Linked DNA regions of Homo sapiens: region 1 is linked to region 2. Evidence: read pairs that join two places in POLR2A ChIA-PET (ENCODE). Cell type or tissue: PC-3. All regions are shown on one strand. Links, peaks and the distances in the headings refer to the core of each region. The heading gives the core; the rest is flanking DNA.

What was found. Peaks named below come from ENCODE experiments on the same cell type or tissue, not always from the same donor. Only the 100,000 strongest peaks of a DNase experiment are listed, where the experiment ranks them.
Region 1: POLR2A ChIA-PET joins it to region 2 with 5 read pairs; 18 of 35 experiments call an interaction of 5 or more read pairs at or near these places.

Annotation. Positions count from the first base shown.
Region 1 is chr16:66,614,233-66,622,941 of GRCh38, forward strand. CMTM4 (CKLF like MARVEL transmembrane domain containing 4) reads right to left here. Exons shown (of 4, transcript NM_181521.3): 4 at 518-7,990. The coding sequence ends at 7,826. Among named protein-coding and RNA genes, the nearest start is that of CMTM3, 14 kb to the left of the region's middle. RefSeq lists an enhancer at 5,650-6,151. In PC-3, for the core only: no CTCF peak of the experiment used is centred there; a DNase peak (open chromatin) is centred at 4,499; H3K27ac peaks cover 1,324 bases.
Region 2 is chr16:66,555,403-66,564,111 of GRCh38, forward strand. It overlaps CKLF (chemokine like factor), which reads left to right. Exons shown (of 4, transcript NM_016951.4): 2 at 2,788-2,946; 3 at 7,720-7,815. CKLF-CMTM1 (CKLF-CMTM1 readthrough) reads left to right here. Exons shown (of 4, transcript NM_001204099.2): 2 at 2,788-2,946. Among named protein-coding and RNA genes, the nearest start is that of CMTM1, 6.7 kb to the right of the region's middle. In PC-3, for the core only: no CTCF peak of the experiment used is centred there; no DNase peak of the experiment used is centred there.

The sequences.
Region 1 (8,709 bases), core at 2,803-6,802, 60 kb after region 2:
GCCCAGGGGTTGGGGACCCCTGCTCTAGTTCTCACACTACCCTGTTTTATAAACAAAGAAACTGAGACAGAGGTCGGGTAACTGGCCCAGGGCCCTCTCACTTACACATCAGGATAGTGTCTCACGGCAGCCTCAGGCAGCCGGAACCCTGGGGCTCTCCTGGTTTGGAAGCTGGTTGCATAACAGCCCAGAGGACTACAGCCCTGGAGGACCCGGGTCCGCATTCTTATCCAGGCTGATGGGAAAAGACAAGACATTCCACCCAAACTGTCACACACCACATGTGCTGAAAATGGGTAAGAAAGCTGGGTGTGCAGGAGTGGAGAGGCCCCTGGTGGAATTTACATTCCACCTTGTAAGCCCTGGCAAAGCGGCAAAGCTGGTGTCACAGAGGCCTTGTTCCACCCTGAGGATCGTGGCTCTGTTCAACCTCCACACAGCAGCCCTATTTCAGGAACTGGATCCGTAACGTTTAAGGGGCAGAGGAGGCCACTCAGAGTGAGGAGAGACAACGACATCCTTACACGTCCATTTATTAAACAAGTTCCTTCATGACAATTTAATACAATAGTTATTAACGATTAGTGTTGAGAAAATTATTTCCCTCTACATACAAAAATACAGATTTGAACACTATGAAAAAGATCAAGACAAGTACCATGAAAAACTGGTCCTTCAAATGAAAGGGGGAAAATTGAGGGCAATGTGAGGCTTTGCCTGCTGTCGGGGACAAATCAATAGCAGCAAAGCTTTGGGGCCCCAACCCACTCCATACATACAGACTTGAACCCAAAAGCCAGGCCAGCCAGGGGACGCCCACCCAGGGCTTCCACGTCAGCTGAAAAACCAAACACATAAACCTAAGTTTGCCCAACGGGCATCGCCTCAGAAAGCCCACAGTTGTGTCTTTAAACTGCCGAAATGAAAGAGACTTGATGAGTAAAATGTGATAGTTGTTAACATTGCCCCCCAAAAGTGCCACCAGGTGAAGTACCACGGAGAAATCATATTGGAAAGTTACTACTTAGCCATCTGACTTGACTTCCTTGGTTATCAAATAATTACATATTCTGACCCTTCAGAAGGACACCAAAAGCTACAATTTTATGTTTCAATCCATCTGTACCTTCATTTGCAATGGCTCAGCTAGTTTACTCAAGGGTTTTGGGACCAGACATAACTCACGTCCTGCAGGAAGGAGAAGCAAAAGGAGCCGGTGAAGAGTACGTGTCTGTGTCTTGGTGTCATCTAGCTCCTCACAGCAAACAGCCTGTTTTGTTCAGGCCTGAAGCCTGGAAAAGGCCGCCGAGCCTAGCCAGAGCATCCACAACGAACCAATCTGAGATCCGAGTGGAAGATGAGAGCCCCGGAGCTGGCTGAGGTCCCCCAGGAAGCTTCCCACTCTGCAGTGGCAGGAAGGCCATGCCTCTGCAGGACGCTCGCACTGATTCTGGAAGGGGCCCAGGCCAGAGAATACACTTGGGCTCAGTTCACCAGCCCAAACCACAGGGGAAGGAGCCGGACACCGGCCTCTCACCATTTTACACCCAAAGACAGGAGGTCAGGGCTCTGATGCTACTCTTCTGTTTGTAAAATATGGAACCACTTTCTTTGTACTGTTTGAGGTGAGCAGTGGCTCCAAACTGAGCAAGTGGTTAAAAAATGCCAAATGCAATTATACTGACTTATAATTATTTCACAGAAATATACTCTTACTCTCAGACTATTTAAATAAGCAGGAACAAGATGCAGGAGAAGCAGCAGCAGAGAGGAAAGAGGAATAGCCAGGGAATTTTTTTTGTTTTTTTTCTTCTTTAAAATACATACGAAGTGTAAAGAGAAAATGGCCAAAACCTCAAAACTACCATTGTTGAAAACAATATTAAAAGGACACAATCTAAAATCATGCTACAAAAATAGTGTTATCTTGTTTAACTAAATGTACATCTTTTTTTCCAATTCCATGATTGACAAGAGTGCTTATGCGACGCATGGAAGGCACCAGAGGTGAAGTGATTATTTGCCTTAAAATATACAAAGAATTGCCTACTTTGAAAAAAAAATAGTCATACTTGTAAATAAATAGTTTAGTGTTTCTGCCATGGGTTCCTGAACCCCTACAAATTTCAACATATACAAATAGTTTCAATTCCTACCATTCTCTTAGAGGGAACCACGTCAAACAAAATCAAGTTAGGAAAAGCACTGATTTTATCCAAGTAGGTCAATTTGAGGCAAGATTCAAAAACTCATTTTAAAATGGGTTACAGAGTGAAAGAGTTGGGAACAGGCAGCCCCCTTTGGGCCTGGGTCAGCCTACGAGTCCATCCCAGGTGTCCTGCCCTCACATCTGCCAGCCCTCAGGCCGGCCAGGTCTCCCTTCAAACCCTGAGTATTTGCCTTCCTCACTTCTGCGAAGAGGGGAACAGAATCTTGAAGCTTGCAAAATCGATTCTGGAAAAAGCAGGCAAGCAAAGCAGGGCCTGTGGGGGGAAGCAGCGTGAGTCAGGCCTCACCCTGGTGCAAGGGCACCAGCAGGTCTCCCTCCTCTCCCCTCCTCACCATCCCTACGCGTCTCCTCACCATCCCTACGCGTGACTGACTTTCCTGATAAAAATGGGATACTTCCTACTGGGTGTCAGCACTGTCATCCTAAGGCAACTCAGACGTGATAGTTTTAGACTATGATCAAATCTCACACAAACCATTATCAGAATCTTGTTTCACACCATCTCTCTTTTCAGGCAGTTATGAAAAGAAACTCTGACCTGGCCCTAAATCCCATCAGCAAAGCTGACTAAGGTGGTCTGAGATATGTTCTTACTCCTAAACTCAAACTTTAAAAGTTTCAATAGCTCCCTGGGGGTCCAAGCCAAAGGCTCCCTGGCCTTTGTGTATTATGCATCCCAAAGAAAACACGCCACCCCAGGTGTCTAGATAGCAAGTCACCTGAATTAAAGCCTCAGCATAAAAAAACAAACATAGACAACAAACTTACCCTATGAAATAGATACACAGTTCAAGGACCCATCATCTGAACTTTTCTAGGCAAGTTGCCAGTGATTCAAACTCAGCAGGTTTGTGGGTGATTTTTTCCTTACTGTTACGTTTGTGGAGTAGGAAAAACTAGAAAGGAAAAAAAAATCCCAAAGGTTGAAAAACTGTATCCAAATGGAAAAAGAATATATTCCAGACAAAAGAAGGGAAAATACAATAGGACCCACTCCGCTTCAAGCTAAAGAGTGTACAAAATGCCACTCACTTGCATGAAGAAGAATTAAACAGAACATTCACTTTCGGAAGAAAATTTTTCTAGACCTAACAGATATTGACGGTATTTTCTCTCACAGTTTCTAAATAAAAGAAACATAAAAGGTCAAATATTTTAAATTACTTTCTCAACCAGACAGTTCTTGTGACTTGAATGATATCTGCTGAGAAGAGAAGAAACACAAGATTCTACAAAGCGCCAGGGAAGTTTACAAAGCTAAAAGCTGAGGGTGTCAGGCCTGCGTCCTGTCTGAGATGGCAGCCAAGCCAGCTTCAGAGTCACCTGCTGGACCCACATGTTCCTGAGCCAGATGCCAGGAGCTCACCCACAGGACGGGAAAGACCTGTCCCCAGCATCCCACTCTTGCCCTCAAGCTGACTGTGGAACGCGAGACAGCTTTCAAAGACAAGAGGACAGGAAGGCAGTTAACAAAGTACACGTTTCCAAGACAGCCTGAGCTGTCTAGTGCTGATAGCAGACAGGTGGGGTGTTCCAGGCCACTGCTTCCTCCCTTATCTCCCAGACCTGGCCGTGTGTGGACCTCACCAGCCTACCAAGCTGTTGGGCCTGGACGTGGGTGCTGATAAAATAAGACAAACCTGGAAAAAACCCTGGATTCTGCAACTTCACTAGGAAATAACAAGGCACCTAGAGACTTCACAAGCTAATGGCAGTCCCTGGAGCAGGAAGCAACTTGTTATTCTGCTCAAGAGAATCCACCAGCAGCTCTTGGCCTAGAAACTTTTTCCCCTTTCTGATACCTGTTTAACGTCATTATTACTCTGTAAACAAGATCTGGAGAAGATGACAGTCAGGCAGTGGCACAAAGACTTCATGACTGTTTTGTTTTGAACACAGATGAGACAATAGGAACCCTTAAATCATCACTGCCTTGCAGAATCACTAAATTGTTCAGGTGTCTCCATGCTCTATTCATCTCCTAGGTGCTAAGACCAACCCACAGAAAATCTGGCACAGAAAGGGATTAGACCTCAGTCCACCTCTCAGAGCACATGGATAGGTGACGGGTTTCTCATGTGAATCTACAAGAAAAGGTACGCCTGGGCCACACGCAGGACATGGCACCCACTAGGGTTGTTCAGGTCTCATTCACTGCAAGCAAGAATTCACGTACATGAGTGCACAAAGGTGTTGGAGCTTGGTCTCCTCAGGCTTAACCCAAGGCTGACTCACTAGGACAGCTTCCAAGAACCACAGATGTAACTGCAAACTTGAAGAGAGTCAGAATGTTTTCAACTGAGTCACGAAGCTGTCCCAGAAGCACCCGACATAGGGTGGAGGTCAGACACATTCCCTGGCTGCCCACAGGCGTGAGCCTTCCTGCCAGGGGACAGTAACAGGGCCCGAAGGGCTGGGGGTGCCGCTGGCTTCCCAGGGCCAAGCGCTCAGAGCTGGGCCGGACTTGCCCATGCTGGCTTCAGCTCACATTGCCAAGGAAGATGTGTATTGGGGCTGTGCAGGCTGCCACATTCTTGCTTTTTCTGTAGACAAAAGTCACCTCCCTCGGATGGCTGTTTACTTCAAATCAAACTTCTCTGACGAGATTTTAATCTGAAACTGCATCTGTTCTTCCCAGCTTTATGTGGGGCCAACAAGTATCTCCAGCCTTTCATGACTGTAATCCCTCTTTAAGGCAGGGAAAACATATTTCCCTCCCATGCCTTCAGCAGTGTGAAAGAAGGATATCAAAGAGAATCAGAGGGAAAAAATACCAAATCCACCCAATCAGTGCCAAAATAAACTTTCTCTGAGGACATCAGTGTTTGCATCCATCTAAAACCACCAGAGGTTCCACCAAATGCTTGAGGGTTTCAGCTGTACAGTGTCCAGGAAAAAACCCAAATGCACACAGCAACTGCAGTTTCTTCAAGTTTTGCTTTAAATGTGAAAACCAATATCGTCCCACCAGAACACTGAGAAAAACTAAGGTCGCTCAGCCTTCAAATGCCCCAAACCAAACTGATATTGGTCCCTATTGAAACTATTAAACGCAAAAACGCTTCCTTCAATTTGCCAAGAGGTCATTTTAAGGCCCCCAGATATCGATTGTCTTCTGTTTGCATATAGAGGCAATATAAGAAAAATATAGGCGTCTTCATATTCACCTTGGATAACCCTATTCCCTCCAGAACTTTCGTCACCACGTGGTCTATACATGATGACATGTGCAACCACACATTACATCAACTAGAAAGCGTCCATAGCACCACTTCCGGTTCTAGTGGGAGTTAATTAAATACAAGGAGAACATTTACAAAACCACCGAGGAGCCTCACGGCACAAAGGATATTAAATAGTTACAGGGACATAAATAATTCTGAAGAGTCTATCACGAAGATGCAAATTAACTCCTAAGTCACTCTCTGGCGTGTCATCCTTTTTGGTCATTCATCTGCATTTAGTTTCAGTGACTTCAGAACTATTTCTTGCAGCTGACAACATATCCTCAGGAGGCCAACCACCTGCCCCCCTCTTTCACCAGATGATCAAGTGGTTTTACTGAAGTGAGCTGGGAAAACTTGGGCAACAAGCCCACCTGAATGGTGTTCTTGTTTTCAATCTCACTTCAAAGATGGCCTTTTTTGGGGGCCAAGTAACATGATTCCCAGCAGGAGATTTCTGATAAAGCTCAGGATGGTCCTTCCAAGTGGGCCCCATTTAATGCAAGGCTGAGCCTTTGTGGCCCTATTTTAAAAGGAACTCTCAAAGAGAGATAAGCCCAATTTTGACTTTGCAAACACACTCAACAGACCTGACAGGCAGCACACCCAGCTGTGAGCTGGCCTGGCTGCCCTCTCTGTGGGAGCAGAGGGGAGACGAGTTGTTAACAGGCTAGCAGGGTCAGCCCCTGAGGCAGACGTGGTGCTCAGCCACATAGCCTGGGACACTGCTCCCAACTCAGATCGTACTGAAGGTGTTGGTGCAGGAAGCTAACCCCAACTCCGACCCCCAGCCCAGCAGTGTTGCCTGATCAACACTGTGAGCTCAGATGCTGTCCTTTTCTGGGGAATGAGACGCCACATGTCCATAAGGTGACGCTTTCTTGCACAGACCCCCCGCCGCCCCCTCGGAGTTATTTATTACACAGTACGCTGCTAAAGCTGTCAACATTTGTCAGCACTTGATCTTGGGGATTTCTCCATGTTACTGCAAAATCTTCCTGCCACAGTAAGTGCTTTTTGGTGAGGGCTAAACACAAAATGTTAGAGCTAAAGTGAGGTTTGTAAACATTAAAAACAGTTCAAAGAGGGAAAACCTGACAAACTAAAACAACTTTTTTCCATAAAAGATATAATTACTCTCTAATTTTTTAAAAAAACTACTGCATCATGGGGACTCACTGAACTCATTCACCACACACAATAATCTTCACTTTATCAAGAATCAATCAGAAACCTTAAGTAGCTAGGATTTTTCCCCCCAACAACTCCCAAGAATGATGTCTACAGTTATGACACTGAGGCGCCCAAAGCGACAATTAGTGCCTTCTGAAACATGGGTGGAAGGGTGTGTTCTGGTGCAAATTCAAGTATTTTCAAATCCTAGACGAATCTGCTCAGAATCATTTTAGAACTCTTTGCAGGCATTTAGAAAATTAGCACACATCCCTAAAATAGAGGGGTGTGTGTGTGCATGTGTGCGCGCACGCGTGTGCATGCTGTTTTTTAACACAAACACCTCCCACCTGCGGTTCATGAAGCCAGCAAATGGGCAAGTGCTTTGGCTGGTGGAGTAGGCTTGTTTCTTTCATGGCTTTTACCTGAGAAGGTAAAATGACTGAAAATCTGCAATTCAGCCTCAAAGTATTTAGGGTAGGCAGGAAACTGGAAAACAAGATAGTCCCCATAACAAGATGGCCCCCATATTCCTGGAGAAGAATCTGGGGTTCAGGAAGGTGATTCATTTGAGGAAGAATCAAGTGATTTCTCAGCAGAGTAGGAAACAAAAGGTCACCCTTCCTTGAGTCAGAGGTCCCTGGGAGCCATCCTAACAGGACATCAGCTTTCCCCAGCCCTGTGGCCTTTGGGCTGGTGCTGGCTGCCTGGGGGCCCTGGCATGGAAGATGAGGAGTGGGCTGGATCCCAGCACGCAGACTCAACACTGACTTGGAGCAGGTGGTGCCTAAGGCTGCCTGAGAACCACTGCCGACTGACCGTTCCAATGCTGTCCCTTCATTCCTTCATATTTCCCCCCTCTTAGCAGCCCCATTTAATCCAAAGTCTTGTTACAAATACACACGACAAGGTGGCTCAGAGTCAAAGGAAGCCTGTGCTTCAGGGCAGGTAAGACCTCAAGTGGACCTGGGCAGTGACGCCGGCTGCTCCACAGCCCCAAACGCTGAGGAACGTGGGCCTCCCAACTCCACCGCGGACCCGCCCACTGGGCCACTCGGGAAACCCTTTCCCAAAATGAACTTTTACCAAAGAGGACAAAATTCAACTGAATCACATGGAAATCTGACAGGACAAGGGAAAGAAAACTTGACTGAGAGACAGGCACGAGGACGGGAGGGAGGAGGATCCAGGCAGGTCCTCACGTGTCCAGGCGCTGGATCTCAGGGCGACTGTCCACATCCCTGGACTCCGTGCGGGCTCGGATGTAGTCATTGGTGCTCTGCTGGCGGACGCTGACTCTCCATTTCTGCACTGCCAGGAATGTGTTCACTGCATATGCCGCAGTCGCCAAGAAGCCAAATATCTAAAAACACACCAGCACAGTTAGTCCTCGGGCACGTGGCCTGGCCCCTCAAGGCTTCTGTGGTGACCCAAGCCACATGCAGCCCCTTCCTGCTCTGCCAGCTGATCATTACAACCCTGTGCCTTCATTCCTTGATCTCTTCCCCCTCTCAGCAGCCCCATTTGATCTAAAGTCTTGTTTCAAATACATATGACGGGGTGGCTCAGAGTCAAAGGGAAGCCTGTGCCCAGCCCTGCTGGATGTGTGGCTGTCACACCACAGCTGAGTCTCTAGTCATGTGACACACAGAAAATCTTGCCTGACCTAAAGACAGCCTAAGGTTTCTTTTGAAGTATTTTGGACGTATAAAAAAATAAATCACAAAAGTACCTCTTTTACTGCAACTTCAGGGCCTCTGGTCCCAGATGAGAAAATACAGTGCAGACAAAATGTAACATAGACAGAAAATCAGGGTTTCGCATGTGGGTCCCAAATCAAGCCACAGGGCCAATGTTCCACATCACAGCCCCCATCCCACACCTGCCTCTCATGGGGCAGCTCCAAGTAAGCAGCTCCAGAGTAAGAAGCACAGAGTTTTAATTATTAAGACTTACAAATCGCCTGAGTGGCACCTGGGAGAGCAGTTCGTTTAATCATTTATAAACCTTTTAATCCCCCCATTACAAAAAGGATAACTGTTCCTCATAAACTGAGAACAATACAGAAATGCAGGGCATGGA
Region 2 (8,709 bases), core at 1,540-5,539:
GGCCACATTTGGGATGTAATATTTTGAAAGTAGCACCAACAAGATTTGCTGATGAGCCAGATGTGGGGAAAAAGAGGAGTCCAAGACAGCTTCTGAAGTTTTTGGTCTAAGCAACTGGAAGGATGGAGTCACCATCCACTGAGATGAGACAGCCTATTGATAAAGCAAATGTGAAAAAAGGATCAGGAGTTTGATTCATGTGGATAAATTGTGAAGCAAGTCTTTTCTCAAGAAGTAGACAGGAGCCAAATTGTGGAAGATCTTGAAAACATGGTGAGAAGCAGGCTCTAAAGACCCTGGAGAGCCACTGAAGAATTTTAAATAGATGAAGAAATGCGTAAACAAATTTGCATGTTAGAAATTTCATCATGATAGTTCATGGAAAAGACGATGAAAGGCAGTAGTTGTAAGGATGAAGAGGAGGGAGTGCCCAAAATGTTTAGGCATTAAGTTAGCAGGACCCGATTATTGATCAGTTGGGGAATGGGTAGGAACAGTGATCTTAGGTTCCTGGCATGGGTGATAAGGTAGATTGTGGTACCACCAGTTGAGGTTGTGAATCCAGGAGGAAGGGGCGGGATTTCAGTTTTAGACATGGTGAATTGAGATTCCTGTAGGTTATCCAGATAGGGATTCTAAATGGCTACTTGGTGTGAAATGTGGAGAATGGACCTGGGTTAGAGACCCAGACTCATTGAGTGGAATGAGAATGACAGCATTTTACAGGGGAGAATAAAAGGAGAAGAACCCACCAAGAGAGAACAGTCGCGGAGGTTTAAAATCTCGGAGAACTGACACGGGAGCCAAAAGAAAACACTAGTAGGGGAAGGACAGCCAATGGCAATAACGTCATAGGGGTCCACTAGGATAAGGAATGAAAAATGTTCATTGTAAAACAGCAGCTCAAAGTACTGGAAAAAAAGAAAAAAGCATTCATTAAATTTAGTATTTCTGAAATCACTGATGTTAGCAAAAGCAATATCCATAGAGTGGTAATGTCTGAAATATTATTAGTGAGATATGTAAAAGATAACTGGAAACAAAGGCCAGGAGCTTAGGAAAGATGTAAGAACTGTAAATATAAATCACAGGAGAACACAGTTTGACAGAAACCATAGAAAGGTTTAAGGAAATGGAGTAATCACCAGTGCAAATCACCATGATGAAAAAGGTTACAGAGGATAGGGACTGAAAAAGTGGCCCTTCATTTCATAATCTGTGGGCTGAAGACCTTGGTCCAATAGAGTAATTGGAGTAGTTTGAGATTATGTGTTGCTAATAGTAATTATATTAATTATAAAGAATGAAGTTACTTAGTAACTAGTTATTTGTAATCAAACTGATCAGTTTAGAAGTTTAAAAGAAAGGCATATTTATGCTAATAAAGTAATTGGAAGAATTATGAATAAGTAACCTATATGGACTTAAAATGAGTATGTATATGTTACCAGCTGACAGGATATTTTAAAAGTCTAGCCAGGGAAGACTCTTGACCAAACCATTTACCAAAAACACAGAGCTTTGGAAAGAGCTTTATTTCCTAAGAACATTGACAGAACTCCCCTGGGACCCACCAGCTATTTTTTTCACTTAACATTGCCATGTTCTGTATCTTCATTTGGAAATGAAGAAATTTCAGAGTTTTTTATGTTTTTTTTTCCACTTAAAATAGCATAGATTCTGATTGCATTGTTTAGGTGGGGTGTGTAAAAAATGGTACTTTGGTAATAAAGCTATTAAACATCAGAATTGTTTTTCTCTGACAATTTTTTTTGTTTTTGTTTTTGAGACAGGGTCTAGCTCTATCACCCAGGCTGGAGTGCAGTGGCATCTCAGCTCACTGCAACCCCCGCATCCTGGGTTCAAGCGATTCTCCTGCCTCAGCCACCCGAGTAGCTGGGATTACAGGCACCTGCTACCACACCTGGATAATTTTTGTATTTTTAGTAGAGACAAGGTTTCACCATGTTGGCCAGGCTGGTCTCAAACTCTTGACCTCAGGCGATCTGCCTGCCTTGGCCTCCCAAAGTGCTGGGATTACAGGCATGAGCCACCGCGCCCACCCTGACAATTTGTTTTGAACTTTGCTCCTCAGTATTTTTCATGGCAGCATTCTAAGTTTAAATCTGACAGTAGACTCCAGATTGTTAAGAATTAAGGAGTGATAAATGGATGGTAAGAAATTATAGACAGCCAGTATACAGACTTTTTGAAGAAGCATAACAACAGTAGAAAACAGAACAAGGGTTTCTGTGGGGAGCAGGATAAAAGGAAGGAGTATGTGTGTGTGTATTTTAAAAGAACACAACTGAGATGTTTCTAGGATGATGAGAAAAGGAGCTAGCAGAGGACAGATTGAAAGTACAAGGGGGAACGGAGGTACTTGGTGGAAAAACATCAAGAGAACTGATGTGGGAAGTGATAGTGTCAGAAGCACAAGAGGAATAATTAATTGGACTTAAAACAGAGAGGAATACCCAGTCCTCTAAAAGACAAAGAGAAGTCAATATCATACACTTTAGGCATGGCTGTTTTATATGTGTGTGTATATGGCAGAAACCCCAGTATCTGGTTATTTTTGTTTATTTGGAGATGAGGTCTCCTTATGTTGCCCAGGCTGGTCTTGAACTCCTAGCTTCAAGCGATCCTCCTACCTCAGCCTCCCAAAATGCTGGGATTATAGGCATGACCCACTGTGCCCAGCCTATTATTTTAGAAATTGTCATTTTTACAGTTTAAATTTGTATTCAGTTGTCACTGAATAAATCGTGGGTTTTTTTCTTCTAGGCACTAACTGTGACATCTATGACCTTTTTTATCATCGCACAAGCCCCTGAACCATATATTGTTATCACTGGATTTGAAGTCACCGTTATCTTATTTTTCATACTTTTATATGTACTCAGACTTGATCGATTAATGAAGTGGTTATTTTGGCCTTTGCTTGTAAGTGTTCAGTTTCATCCTTAAATTTTACTTTTTCCTACCATAGTGAGATATTCTAATGAACTCTGTTTTTTGCTTCTCTTAAACCTTTAAGGTAATCTCTGTTAGGCTTAGGAAGGAGGAGCTCTACCCATTGCTAATGTGCCCTGTATTGCTTTGGGAGAGGGTCTCAAGGATGCAGGGCAGCCACAGAGCATAAGTTCTCTGCACCATCTATCAGTAGATGTGGCTGACGCTTCTGTTAGAATTCACTTGGATAGATCTTCTAAAGAAATTTAAATTTAGGACCATGTTAACAAAATTGTAGTGCATTCTTAATCTTTATTACCTATTTGGATGCATGTTAATATGGCCTCAAAATTGGGATAGAGATGGAGACAGATACACAAGTATCTATCCTTGCACATCTTTGGTCACTAAATGGAAAATCAAACTAATTGGGGAGGCTAAAGTACAATGTTATCTCACTTGAAAATATCTGTAGTTATTACTAAATAATGTTGGCACCTCTTATATTTCATAGTATATAGACTGTAACCTGCCATACTCATATAATTAGGAATAACTGCCCAGTGGAATGCCCAGATGGTTCTGAAAACTGTCAAATTGGGCAGATTGAAGTTATTCGTTAAGATGTATGCAGCCCCTCAGCCTGGACTAGAAGCTGATTCTAAGAAAAACTGAGTGACTTCTCCTCTGTCCTCTTGCAAGTCTCATTCCCAGCATCCTGTCTCTGTAGGTCTCCCTCCTGAATCCCCCTGCTGCCCTTCTCCTCTTTGGCTGGACTGATTGCTGCCATGTCTTCCTTGGCTGCAGTGGTCTCATCCTCTTGGATGCCACAGTGCTAATATCCAAGCTGATAATTCCTATTAACAAGAAAAGACTTTAGAGCTATTCTTAAACCATAAGCATGCCTTTAAATGGTACCTTCTGGAACCACCTTCAAGGCCAGTGGCAAGCATTTCAGGCAAATCATAAGCTTTTTAAAAGTCCTAAAAGGGAAAAGCTGGGAAATAGGATCTTCATAGAACCTCTCCTCTCAAAACTACTTGATGTACACTTCAGAGCTGGACTTCGTTGGAGGGAGGTCTAGGAGAAGAGATTACAAAGTCTTCCTCAGTTGGCCCTCATTTAGTGGCAGAAAGGGTTAAACTAAATTTTTCTAAAGATTTCTTCAAGAGGATAATGAACACTGGTCCACATCCTCTAGGTCTTGTATAGTTGCTTTTCACACTCTGCTTCTCTAGAGTTTAATAAAACTAACACATTTTAGCCTTTCTTTTTTTCCAAACATAATTCCTTGGAGTTTCTTACATGTCCCAGTAATAAACTGGGAGCCAGGAGTGTAACAGAATACACTGAGAGAGAGTAGCTTATATGTAGCACACTGAAAGGAATAGTCCCCAAATCTCTAAGGATCAAACTTTACTGATATTGTATCTCTTAGAAATGGGGTGTTATATGGGTAACTAAGTTTTTGCTCCATTACGAAACCCAGAATCCTTTCTGATCTTGATCTAATGAAATTATTTATTCAGCAAATGTTAAGTATTTGCTAATCCTAGATTCTGTAATTGGTTCTTTGGTTAAGACAAAACAAAAACCTTGTACCTCAGAAACTTTAAATGCACCCAGGAAGCAACACAGAGAATATAGGTGCTATGAGAGATATACACCTAGGATGGCGTGGATGCAACCCAGCAAGGGAAAGGGACCAAGTCACAGTAGGCTGTGAAGAAAAAGTGCCCAAACTGAGGGCTGAAGGATGAAACGTAGTTAGCAGATGACTGATACAGGGAAGGGAAAGTGCTTTTCTGCTAGAAAAGCAGCAGCATATGTGAGGGTCTAGGTGGAGAAAGAGCATGACCCTCCAGGACCTGCAGGTGTATCTGAATGGTTGGGTATTGAGTTGTGAACAAGAGCTGGGGCAAGAGTGAGGTTTGTGAAAACAGGGTCAGGGCATACAAGGGTTTGTGTGCTGTGGACTTTAACCCAAAGGCTAATGGGAGTTTTTGGAGGTTTTTAAGTAGGAGAGTAGCATGATCAGATGATCAGCCTCCATGTCTTGAGAGGATACTGAGAGAGGAAGAATATGTTTAAGGAAGGGTGCAGGAGAGCAGTATGTAATGAGTTTAGCTTGATAAATACTAGATTTTAGTTACTTAAAAGATATTCATATGGAGATATTCAGAAATGGTGTGAAACTTAAGAGGAGCTAGAGCTGCCGTTTTAGGAATCATCACCTCGTGATATTAACTGAGCTCGGACTGGCCACAATAGCTCAGAGAGAGTGTAGAGAGAGCTGAAGGTAAAACTGGGAAACGCCAACATATGAGATGAGGAGTGGCCAGAAAAGGCAGGAGAGCACCCAAGTGTGACTGGTGTCACCGAAGCCAAGATGGGAATACATTTCAAGAAGAATGGACACATTTAAACAGAAAGATAAGTATACACACACACACACACACACACACACACACACACACACACTTTCTCTCTCTCTCTGCCCCCTGGTGACCTTTTCCAGAGGAGTTTGCCTCCAGTGGGCAAGTGACAGGAAAGTTGTAGGACTGAGCAGGCAAGGAAAGAGACAACTAGAGGGGTCATCTCTGAACTGAGGAAATATGGCCAGGGACAAATAAAAGTAATGAATAGAGTGAGGTCCCTGCAGAGTAGAATTGGAGCCAGAGCACAGGTGGAGAAGTTGCCTGGGGATGTTACCTAAAGTGTAGGACACAGAGATGGCTGACTGTTCCAATTAATCTGTAGGTGGGGAAAAGGTAACTTAGAAGTACCTCCATCTGCTAGCCACTGCCTTTGCTAACTAGGAGAGGGCTTGGTCATCTCCATTCAAATTGTCCCAAAGTTGTTGTCCCTGATAACAGTCTGTAGAGCAGGCCTTCTCTGATTGTTCCCCCCCGAGAGCCCCAAATGACAGAAAACACAAAAAGCCAGTCAACCCATGGCTTTGAGGAGGTATCTAAGCATAGGCTCAGAATTCCTTTGAAATCCCTATTTTTGTAATTAAGTTTACATTCTACTCTGTGGCATATAGATGTTTTCATTTTTAATATAAAATAAATGGTCTAAATTACTCTTGAGGATCATTGGTGTTTCGGGGCAGGCATATCTTTTTTTTTCCCCCTGTGGTTCTCTGCACTCCCTAGAACACCACTTTGATCCAAAGCCATCTATAAACCCTTGCCCAGATTGCTCACAGGAGGCAGGCTGCCTGTCTGAAGTAGGAGTGTGGTCTGTTGCCTTTTGAAGCAGAGCAAATATCCAACACAGAAGAGAGTTAACCTAGAATAGTTGTCTCAGTATCTCCTACAAATGAGAACTTTTTTCTTCCTAAGTATATCTGATCTTGCCCTACCCCCATTGAACCTGTTCCTACTTTCTTTCTAATAACTGCTTTTCTAAATTACCAGGGTTTTGCAGTTTGCTATTTGGGTTATTCCTTCCTGCCTGTGGTTATCTGCAAACATACATAAACCTTTCTCAGCTAGACAGTTTACCTTTCCCACGCTACACATCCATTTTAAAAATGTAAAATTGCACTTCTTGACATCACAGTTAAGAATGAAACTGATTTTTACTTTGTAAAAGTATTAAGCGAATGAGCTATATCATCAGCAATAATAACATAATTGGTCATCCATTGCATAGAGATGTCTGTGGGGGTTTCCTGAAAATTACCACTTTCTCTTAAGTGTGTGCTATTTTAAGTTTTATTAATTGCCTTTTTTTTTTTGAGACGGAGTAAAAAAAATTCCACCAGGCTGGAATGCAGTGGTGCAATCTTGGCTCACTGCAATCTCCGTCTCCTGGCTTCAAGCAATTCTCCTGCCTCAGCCTCCCAAGTAGCTGGAACTACAGGCGCTCACCACCATGCCTGGCTAATTTTTGTATTTTTTAATAAAGACAGAGTTTCACCATGTTGGCAAGGCTGGTCTTGAACTCCCAAAGTGTTGGGATTACAGACATGCACCACAGCGCCCAGCATTAATTGCATTTAGTAACTTAAAGTTTGATATACAATGTAGACTACTCTGCATTTTCTTACGTTATTAAAAATGAGCATTTTTACTTCCCATGGCACCCCTTCTACCTTAAACTTTCTACATAATACATCATCTACTTTATTTCCTAATCAGATGAGTTTTCCCTTCAACTACATTTATGTTAAGTAAAAAAGAAATAAAAAGCTTTTTAAGTAAATGATTGGCATATCACAGGTAAAAGAAAACCACTAGGTGTCATTATAGACCAGATACTATCTAGGTATCATTTTACTGTGACATTTTGGTTTCCTGAAAGATAGATGCTAAATAAATTTGTTTAATAAAATGAAACTTTCAAAATATTTAGGAAGCTGACTCCTTTTGTTGCAACAGAGTCTCACTCTGTTGCCCAGGCTGTAGTGCAGTGGCATGATCTCAGTTCACTGTAACCTCTGCCTCCCGGGTTCAAGCAATTTTTGTGCCTCAGCCTCCCGAGTAGCTGGGATTACAGGCATGCACCACCATGTCTGGCTAATTTTTGTTTTTTTTAGTAGAGACGGGGTTTCACCATGTCGGCCAGGCTGGTCTCAAACTCCAGGCTTCAAGTGATCTGTCTGCCTTCCAAAGTGCTGGGATTACAGGCGGGAGCCAGTGCATTCTGCCTGCTGACTTTGTTTTTTGTTGTTGTTGTTTTTTTGTTTTTTGTTTTTCCTTTTTAGCATTGCTTGGTAGTCTTCATGTAAGGCTCAGCTTTATTGTGTGTTTTTAGGATATTATCAACTCACTGGTAACAACAGTATTCATGCTCATCGTATCTGTGTTGGCACTGATACCAGAAACCACAACATTGACAGTTGGTGGAGGGGTAAGTGGAAGTCTTTCTGCTTGCTTTCTTCAGGTTTTATCAGAATGCAAATTTACTTGGAAAACAGATGTAAGAATAGAAAGCTATACTATATTCATCCTTGAGATTCCTAGGCCAATATACAATGCCTAGTGGCTTAATATTTTTGTCTGTGAATGCTTGCCCTGATTAACATGAAGGAGTATGATTTTATACTAGAAGCAGAATTAACCCAATAAAGGGGTTCCTACAGATTTCTTATAGGTACGTAGGGCTAGACTAGACTGACAAAAGCTACTGGAATCAGTTACAGCACTTAGCTCTGAGAAACCTGATGTCAAGCAAAACAAAACAAAAGGATGGATGAGTTTCATAGCTCTCCCTTTTACAGAAAAGGATACATACCATTTGTTAAGATGAGACAGACTGTTTTGAGCTCAGTTATTTCTTGTTCAGATCCTTCAGATAGAATATAATAGATGATGTCCTTACGGTAAGAGAACATTGGCAGGGCACCTTGCAACTAAAGGATCATTTTGAACCCGGCTTGAAGAGAAGCAGATCAATTCCATCAGACCTCATCCTAGAAAGCAAGCCAGAATATGACTCAAGTAATTTAGTTATAGTTCTATCTGATATTCTTCTAAGATTTCTCATACAAGGTTCAAAATCATTTAGCTTTTCTAGGTTCTGACCTAGAGAATTGAATTAGAAAGTTCTTAAATAAATCTTCCTACTTCCATGTTCTTTCATAGTATGGGTCACTTAGGAGAACTCTCAGCCATATATGTCAGAAGCCATGATTTTCATCTCCCTTAGGCCCTGAGCAACTTCATGAGGAGTCAGAATTATTCTAGAAATGAGATAGCTCTGTATCAATTTCCCCCAGTTGTTTTTGAAGATAATACTCATCTT